2 separate regions of the Homo sapiens genome follow, and region 1 is linked to region 2. Evidence: read pairs that join two places in POLR2A ChIA-PET (ENCODE). Cell type or tissue: CD4-positive, alpha-beta T cell. All regions are shown on one strand. Each heading gives the region's core, and the rest is flanking DNA. Links, peaks and the distances in the headings are about the cores only. Region 1 overlaps ARID5B (AT-rich interaction domain 5B). Region 2 overlaps RTKN2 (rhotekin 2).

Region 1 (4,333 bases), core at 1-4,000, 300 kb after region 2:
CGTGGCATGCAGAGATGATTTTAGATGGTTCACAGGTAGACTTTTAATTTAATTAAATTAATTTATTTATTTGAGACGGAGTCTCACTCTGTAGCCCAGGCTGAAGTGCAGTGGCACGATCTCAGCTCCTGCAACCTCTGCCTCTCAGGTTCAAGCGATTCTCCTGCCTCAGCCTCCTTAGTAACTGGGATTACAGGTGCCTGCCATCACGCCTGGCTAATCTTTGTACTTTTAGTAGAGACAGGGTTTCACCATGTTGGCCAGGATGGTCTCGAACTCCTGACCTCTGGTGATCTGCCTGCCTTGGCCTCCCAGGGCGCTGGGATTACAGGCGTGAGCCACCGCACCCGGCCCAGAAATAAACTTTTAAAATGTATATTAAGTTTTTCATTGCTTATTTGTTTTGTATTTACTATTTATGGGAAGGTGGTACTGGTTTTCTATTTATAGGAGATATAGCAAGTTTTAAAAAAGGGCCAATTTGAACATAGGCATTAAGTAAACACAGGGAACATGTGGATATAGCCAGAAAAATAAAAGTCAAGATGCTATGAAAATAAAATTTGGAACAATGTGTTATATCATTGGTTTTCAAAGTGGGTTCAGAAACCCTCGGGAATCTCTGAGACCATTTCAGATGGTCCACAGGGTCAAAACAATGATCCTAAAACTACTAAGACATTACTGGCTTTTTTCACTCTCATCCTCTTTCAAGTGTATATATAGTAGGGTTTTCCAGAAACGATGTGACATGTGATATCACAACAGAGTGAATGCAGAAGGAGATATGAGAACTCCGCTCTCTATATAAAGCTAGACAGTAAAGAGATTTACAAAAAATGTAAAACAATGCCACTGTTCTTACTAATTTTTTGTTGTTTTTGAAAATATGGTTAACTTTCATAAAAAGTGCGTTACATTTACATAATGAGTTTATATTGCTATTTTATTTTATTTTTAAATTAACTTACAGTAAAATTTCCTTTTTTGGTGTACAGTTCTGCGAATTTTAACACATGGATAGATTCATATAACTACCACGACTATATTGTCAGGATACAGACTAGTCCCTCACCCTCAAAACCCCTCATATTAATTCTTAGTAGTCACCCTCTCCCTCCACTCCCCACCAGCTCCTGGCAACTACTGATTTGTTCTTGGTATAGTTTTTTCTTTCCTAAAATGTCATATAAATTGAATCATACAGTACAAAATCTTTGAGGCTGCTTCTTAAAGCAGCCTCAAAGAATAATGCCTTTGAGATCCATCCATCCATGACCCTGCTTGTATCGATAGCTTATTCCTTTCTGCAGAGTTCTTATGTATCCATGGTATGTTTGTGTCCCAAAGTTTGTTTATCCACGCACTGACTGAGGGACATCTGGTTTGTTTCAATTTTGGTGATTACAAACAGAGCTGCTATAAATTTCCATGTACGGGCATACCTCTTTTTATTGTGCTTCACTTTACTGCACTTCACAGATATTGCATTTTTTACAAATTGAAAGTCTGTGGGAAGCAAGTTGTGCCAAGAAAGTCTATCGGCCCCATTTTTCCAACAGGAGGTGCTCGCTTTGTGTCTCCAGGTCACATTTTGGTAATTCTTGTGATATTTCAAAACTTGTCATTATTGTTATATCCAGTATGTTGATCTGTAATCTTTTTTTTTTTTTTTTTAATCAGAGTCTTGCTCTGTTGCCCAGGCTGGAGTGCAATGGTGCAATCTCGGCTCACTGCAACCTCCGCCTCCGGGATTCAGACAATTCTCTTGCCTCAGCCTCCCGAGTAGCTGGGATTACAGGCATGTGCCACCATGCCCAGCTAATTTTTGTATTTTTAGTAGAGACGGGGTTTCACCATGTTGGTCAGGCTGGCCTCGAACTCCTGACCTCATGATCCACCCGCCTCAGACTCCCAAAGTGCTGGGATTACAGGTGTGAGCCACCGCACCCAGCCGATCAGTGATCTTTAATATTACTATTGTAATTGTTTGGAGATGCCACAAACCATGCAGATATAAGGTGGCAAACTTCACTGACAACTGTTTTGTGTTCTGACTGCTCCACTGACCTGCCTTTTTCCCCAGTCTATCTCCCTCTCCTCCTGCCTACCTATTCCATAAGACTTAACAATAATGGGCTAATTAATAACCCTACAATGGCCTCTAAGTGTTCAAGTGAAAGTAGGAGTCCCATGCCTCTCCCTTTAAATCAAAAGCTAGAAATAATTAAGCTTAGTGAGGAAGGCATGTCAAAACCCAAGAGAGGCTGAAAGCTAGGCCTCTTGCGCCAGTTAACCATGTTGTGAATGCAAAGGAAAAGCTCTTAAAGGAAATTCAAAGCACTACTCCAGTGAGCATACAAATGATAAGAAGGCAAAACAGACTTACTGCTGATATGGAGAAAGTTTTAGTGGTCTGGGTAGAAAGATCAAACAGGCCACAATATTCCCTTAAACCAAAGCCTAATCCAGAGCAGGGCCCTAACTCTCTTCAATTCTACGAAAGCTAAAAGTGGTGAGGAAGCTGCAAAATAAAGGTTGGAAGCTAACAGAGGTTGATTCATGAGGTTTAAGGAAAGAAGCTGCCTCTGTAACTTTCAAGTACACGGTAAAGCAGGAAATGCTGATGTAGAAATTGCAGCAAGTTTACCAGAAGATCTAGCTAAGATAATTGAAGGTAGCTACACTAAACAACAGATTTTCAATAGAAGATGAAACAGCCTTATATTGGGCAAAAAAGACCATCTAGGACTTTCATAGATAGTGAGATGTCAATGCCAGCTTCAAAGCTTCAGAGGACAGGCTGATTCTTCTGTTAGGGGCTAATGCAGCTGGTGATTTTAAGTTGAAGCCAATGCTCATTTACCATTCTGAAAATCCTAGGGCCTTTCAGGATTATGCTAAATCTATGCTCTCTGTGCTCTATAAATGAAAAAATGAAGCTGGATTGAGAGCACATCTGTTTACAGCAGGGTTTACTGAAAATTTTAAGCCTGCTGTTGAGACCTATTGCTCAGAATAAGAGATTTCTTTACAAATATGACTGCTTATTGACATCCAAGGTTCTGATGGAGATGTACAAAGAGATGAATGTTGTTTTTATGCCTGCTAACACAACATCTATTCTGCAGTCCATGGATCAAGGAGTAACTTTGACTTACGAGTATCATTATATAAGAAATATACTTTATGAAGCTATAGCTGCCACAGTGATTCCTCTGATAGATCTAGGCAAAGTAAACGGAAAACCTTCTAGAAAGCATTCACTATTCTAGATGCCATTAAGTACATTCAGATTCATGAAAGTGGGTCAAAACATCAATATTAACAGAAGTTTGGAAGGCATTGATTCAACCCTCATAGGTGACGACTTTCAGGAATTTAAGACTTCAGTGGAAGAAGTAACTGCAGAGGTGGTGGAAACAATAAGATAACTAGAATTAGAAGTGGAGCCCAAAGATGTGAATGAATTGCTGCAATCTCATGACTAAACTTGAACAGATGAAGAGGAGCTACTTCTTATGAATGAGTAAAGAAAGGGGTTTCTTGACATAAAATCTACTGTTGGTGAAGATGCTGTCAACAATGTTTTTTTGTTTTGTTTTGTTTTTGTTCTTTTGAGTTGGGTCTGGCTCTGTTGGCCAGGTTGGAGTGCATTGGCACCATATGGCCTGAACTCCTGGCCTCAAGCTATCTTCTCACTTCAGCCTCCCGAATAGGTGGGACTACAGGCCTGGCTAAATTTTTAAATTTATTTTTAGAGAGGAGTTTCACTGTGTTGCTTAGGTTGCTCTCAAACTCCTAGCCTCAAGCAATCCTCTTTCCTCATCCTCCCGAAGTGCTGGGATTTGTGAACATTGCTGAAATGACCACAAAAAGTTCAGAATATTACGTCAAGTTAGTTGATAAAGGCAGTGGCAGGGTTTGAGAGGGTTGACTCCAATTTTGAAAGAAATTCTACCTGTGGGTAAAATCCAATCAAGCAGCACTGCATACTACAGAGTAATCTTTCGTGAAATGAAGTGTCAACCAATGCATGGCATTTTAAGAAATTGTGATTTTGAGACCAGCCTGGGCAACATGGCGAAACTGCATCTCAACAGCAACAAAAATTAGCCAGGTGTGGTGGCACACACCCATAGTTCCAGCTACTCAGGGGCTGAGGTGGAAGGATCACTTGAGCCTGGGAAGTCGAGGCTGCAGTGAACCATTAATGCACCACTGCACTCCAGCCTGGGTGACAGAGTGAGATTCTGTCTCAAAAAAAAAAAAAAAGAAAAAGAAAAAGAAAAAGAAAAAAGGAATTGCCACAGTCACCCTAACCTTCAGCAAC
Region 2 (4,379 bases), core at 380-4,379:
AGTATTTCTTTACATATTAATCTACTAATTAAATTGCTGTATGTATGTCATGCTTTATTCTTATAGAAAATATTTTATCTCTTTTTAACAAAACCACATTATCATTATCATACTTAACTAAATAAAAAATAAGTCATTAATATCCAGTCTGTATTCATATTGCCCAATTCTGGAAAAAATACTGTTTTGATTTGTTCAAATCGGAATCCAAACAAGGTCTACAATATTACATTAAAGTGAGTCTTTTAAGTTTCTTTTAGCCTACTACAATTTCCTGTCCTCTTTTTTTCTTGTCATTATTTATTGAAGAGACTAGGTCTTGTAGAATTTTCCATATTTTGAATTTAGTTGATTGCATCTTTGTGGTCTTTTTTTACATTTTTTTCTGGCCCTTGTATTTCCTATAACCTCGCAGTTAGATCTAGAGGACTGATTAGATTCAGTTCTCTTTTAGGGGAATAATATTCATATTATTAGATGTACTTCCTACTAGCTTCTAGTAGGAGGCTTTGTCCCACTTTCAGTAATGTTAAAATTGATGATGTTAAAATGTTAGGTGTTGCCAGCCTAACCCATCCAATATAAAGTTCTCTATCAGTCTTTTATCTATGGTTTTTAACAGCCAAGGATAATCATTTATTATTTCATTATGGATTATAATTTGGTGACTTTGTATATCTGTCCTGCATTCTTTTCTTCCAAACTGGAATTCTTGCAAAGAACGTGTCCTTGTAAACTCTCTGGATACAACTACAATAACATTGGTGGAGGAAACAGAAGAAAAAAATGCCTGATTCTTCCGTTTACTAGATTTTAGAATATTAAGTTGAAACCCTAGCAATCATGGAGGTGATCAGTGTTGTTTTATTTGAACTCTTGAATTTTCTTTTCTTTTCTTTTTCTTTTTCTTTTTTTTTTTTTAAGACAAGTCTGGATCTGTTGCCCAGTCTGGAGTGCAGTGGAGCTCTCAGCTCCCTGCAGCCTCAGCCTCCTGAGTAGCTAGGACTACTGGCACATGCTACCATGCCTGGTGGCTAATTTTTGTATTTTTCTTGTAGAGATAGGGTTTCACCACATTGCTCAGGCTGATCTCAACCTCATGGGCTCAAGCAATCCGCTTGCCTCAGCTTCCCAAAGTGCTGGGATTACAGGTATGAGGCCACCACACCCAGCCTTGAATTTTTATAATGTTTGTGTTTCAATCTGCCATTCTCTTTGATGCCCAAGTTGTTCATCTTTGATCAGTGGGAAACCGTTAAGCTGACTTCTACATCCTTTGACACAACCTAATCTTTGATAGCTTTTTTGCTTTCTGACACAGTAAGATGTTCCCCTTTCACCTTGTATTTTTCTGCCAAGACTTGGAAACACCATTTCTCCAAGGAGCGTGGTTTCCTTCAGATACCTTCTTTAAACATTGTATTTGTTTCTTCACAAATAGTTTTATGTTGATGTTTCTTTGGAACACTGTTGATCAAGCTGCATTCCTAGAATTTCTTTGCATGTTTCGTCGAGTTGGCTCTTCAGCATGTCAGTAATTTTACTGTAATTATAAAAAGCAAAATATTTTAGGTATAGATCCTAGAAATGCCAGTCATCAGAATTTAATGAAATTACTCTTTTCATGTGATATATATTACATGCAAAATATACTTTGGCACTCTAGCATAGTGTCTTTCAATCTCTTTGGATTGATGCTCATGCTAAAAAAATACATTTTACATCGTGACTGAGTGCACAGTTATGTAAGCAGATAGATTTTATGAAGTAATTCTTAACCCTTACTATTTACAATATAATTATCAGGCATTTTCTTATTCTTTTGCTTTCAGTTTTTTTTAATGCTGTTTGTAAATCATTAAATTGATTTCATGACCCGTGAATCAGTCCCAGTCTACATTCTGAAAAACAGTCATAGAAGATGTCTTTCCAATGTAAATGTCATTTAAAAGGAGGCAAGAGACCTTTAATTTTCTTCTCTTAGATCTAAGACCATCTTTAAAACTTTTCTGCATTAATATTATATCAAGGATTTGCTGGAAGGTACTTTAATTCAGTCATAAGGTGGTGGAATTAATTCTTTTTAATGATTAGATAAACAATTCTATTTCCAGGTTTAAGCAGGTTTTAGTGCAGAAAGAGATCTTAGAGATAATTACCCAGTTCAATAAGTTTTACATTTTTTAAGTAGCAAAGCTCCTATTTTAAAAATGACAGGACCAGTAGTGTCTTTTATCCAACTACACTATATGGTAGAAAAGTTACATTTTCCCCTCACTTTCTCATATGAAAGGCAAAGATGTTCATACACAATCACTTCTTTTTAGAAAGCTTTTCAGAAACATTTTTGGAGTTTCATGCACCTTTACAGCATGTAAAAACAATGAATGTGCTTCTTAAACAGTTTAAAACTTCATTGTTTGTCCATGAATACTCAATTTTTAATTTCTGTAATTTATTACTTCTGTGACCCAAGAGAGATTAATTTACTCTGAGTTTTTGTTTTTCCTTCTGTAATAATAATACATAATAATATCTCAACTCCATAGGATAATTACGAGATTTAATAAGATAATTCATGGATTTGGTTTATAAAGGAAGCATTTTGTAGTAAGCTCTGTTACCATTATGGTTACTATTTTTACTGTTCCCAGACCAGTGCTTTTTCTAGGGCTTTTTTTTTTAAACTCATGCTAAAACTTCACAGTTTAGAAACTTGACATAGGATTATAAAATGTAGCCACATTTTTTCATTTAAACTACATTTATAATTTTATAGGAGGTCATTTAAATGATGTTAGAAACTATATTTAAGGCTGGGGGCAGTGGCTCATACCTGTAATCCCAACATTTTGGGAGGCCGAGGCAGGCAAATTGCTTGAGCCCAGGAGTTCGTGACCAGCCTGGGCACCATGGTGAAACCCCTTCTCTACTAAAAATACAAAAACCCAGCCCCAGCTGTAGTCCCAACTACCCAGGAGGCTGAAGTAGGAGGATCACCTGAGCCTGGGAGGTTGAGGCTAAAGTGAGCTGTGATCATGCCACTGCACTCCAGCCTGGATGACAGAGTGAGACCCTGTCTCAAAAAAAAAAAAAAAAAGAAAGAAAGAAATTATATTTAATCTATATTTCTTTTTGAAGCCTAGAGGAATTTTTGAGAATAAATTATTGTGCATTAAGTTCTTTTTAATAGACAGCCATATAGATCTTGGAGTGTCTGTTTTCCTGTTCAGAATTTTTCATTCTATTTGGTTTATTCTGAGTTCAAACACGAATTTTCTTTATAAACATTTCCCCCTTGAATCTTGCGTGCCATTTGTTTATTTGATACCATTAAAGTGGGTCAAAAGATACAATAAAACCTTTTACAACATTTCACAAATCATGTCCTTGTAATACCAGCATTCTGTTGACACTGTAGTGTGAACCCAGAGTCTACTAGGTTAACTCATAGCCCGGGACTACTCTTACCTGATGCTTCCTTAACTGACCACTTCAGCACCATGGTAGGAGTTTAAAAATCAGGATGCATAAGGGGATCAATTTTGTATATTTAAGTGATCTAGGTCAATGCGAAGATTTCTAATACAGCTTTTAGTCTTTAACCAAAATGGACACATATAAAATGATAAAATTTTCCCTAGTAATATGATATGTGACCAAATATAGCCGTTCTTCCTGACAAGAGTGCATTTTTTAGACTACCATTTAAGCCATTTTTTTTTAATAACATTCCCCTTCCTCCAAAAAAATGTTGTAACAATTGCCCTATTTGATAGAAAAAAAAATGTAGCTGATTAAACTTTTGGGAACTCAAAATTAGGGTTGGCTAAAAGGAATGAGTGTGATGTTTTAGAAAGAAAATGTTATCCTGACAAGAATGTTTTAAAAGTGAGGTCACTGTTGGTTTTGGAAGCACTGGCATTGTAGTTAGTCATGTTTTAAAAATGAAGCAACTTGAAATATCATAAAGTATTGTTTGATCTGAAAGAAGACAGTGAACATTTTTGGTAATTTTTAGTAAGCTCCCTGATAAGATTCATCTATTCATTTTATTGTGGAATTTAGCTTACTAAAATTCCTTTAGCCAGATTTTCCCAGTGCATCTAATAGCTGAATTAACTATTTTATGTTCCTTGATAACTATTTAGTACATTATTCTTTAAATATACATCATTTTAAGCAATCATCGTGTGAAAACTGGTAAAATTCAGCATGATTATTTACTTGACAAAAGATGTATTGTTTCTTAAAAATAAGCCACTAATACTACATTTTATAATACTACATTTTAAATATGATTAAAGTTATAAAACATGCATCCAAACACTTGTTCAGAATACATGGATTATTTATGTTTTGAGGAACGAGACTGTTAA

The links. ChIA-PET counts read pairs that join two places held together with the same protein. Peaks named below come from ENCODE experiments on the same cell type or tissue, not always from the same donor. Only the 100,000 strongest peaks of a DNase experiment are listed, where the experiment ranks them.
Region 1: POLR2A ChIA-PET joins it to region 2 with 5 read pairs; 3 of 35 experiments call an interaction of 5 or more read pairs at or near these places.

The regions. Positions count from the first base shown.
Region 1 is chr10:61,932,356-61,936,688 of GRCh38, reverse strand. The region is part of intron 2 of ARID5B (AT-rich interaction domain 5B); the gene reads right to left. Among named protein-coding and RNA genes, the nearest start is that of ARID5B, 33 kb to the right of the region's middle. In CD4-positive, alpha-beta T cell, for the core only: no CTCF peak of the experiment used is centred there; no DNase peak of the experiment used is centred there; H3K27ac peaks cover 1,529 bases.
Region 2 is chr10:62,231,037-62,235,415 of GRCh38, reverse strand. All of the region lies in intron 6 of RTKN2 (rhotekin 2), which reads left to right. Among named protein-coding and RNA genes, the nearest start is that of LINC02621, 26 kb to the left of the region's middle. In CD4-positive, alpha-beta T cell, for the core only: no CTCF peak of the experiment used is centred there; no DNase peak of the experiment used is centred there; H3K4me3 peaks cover 1,705 bases.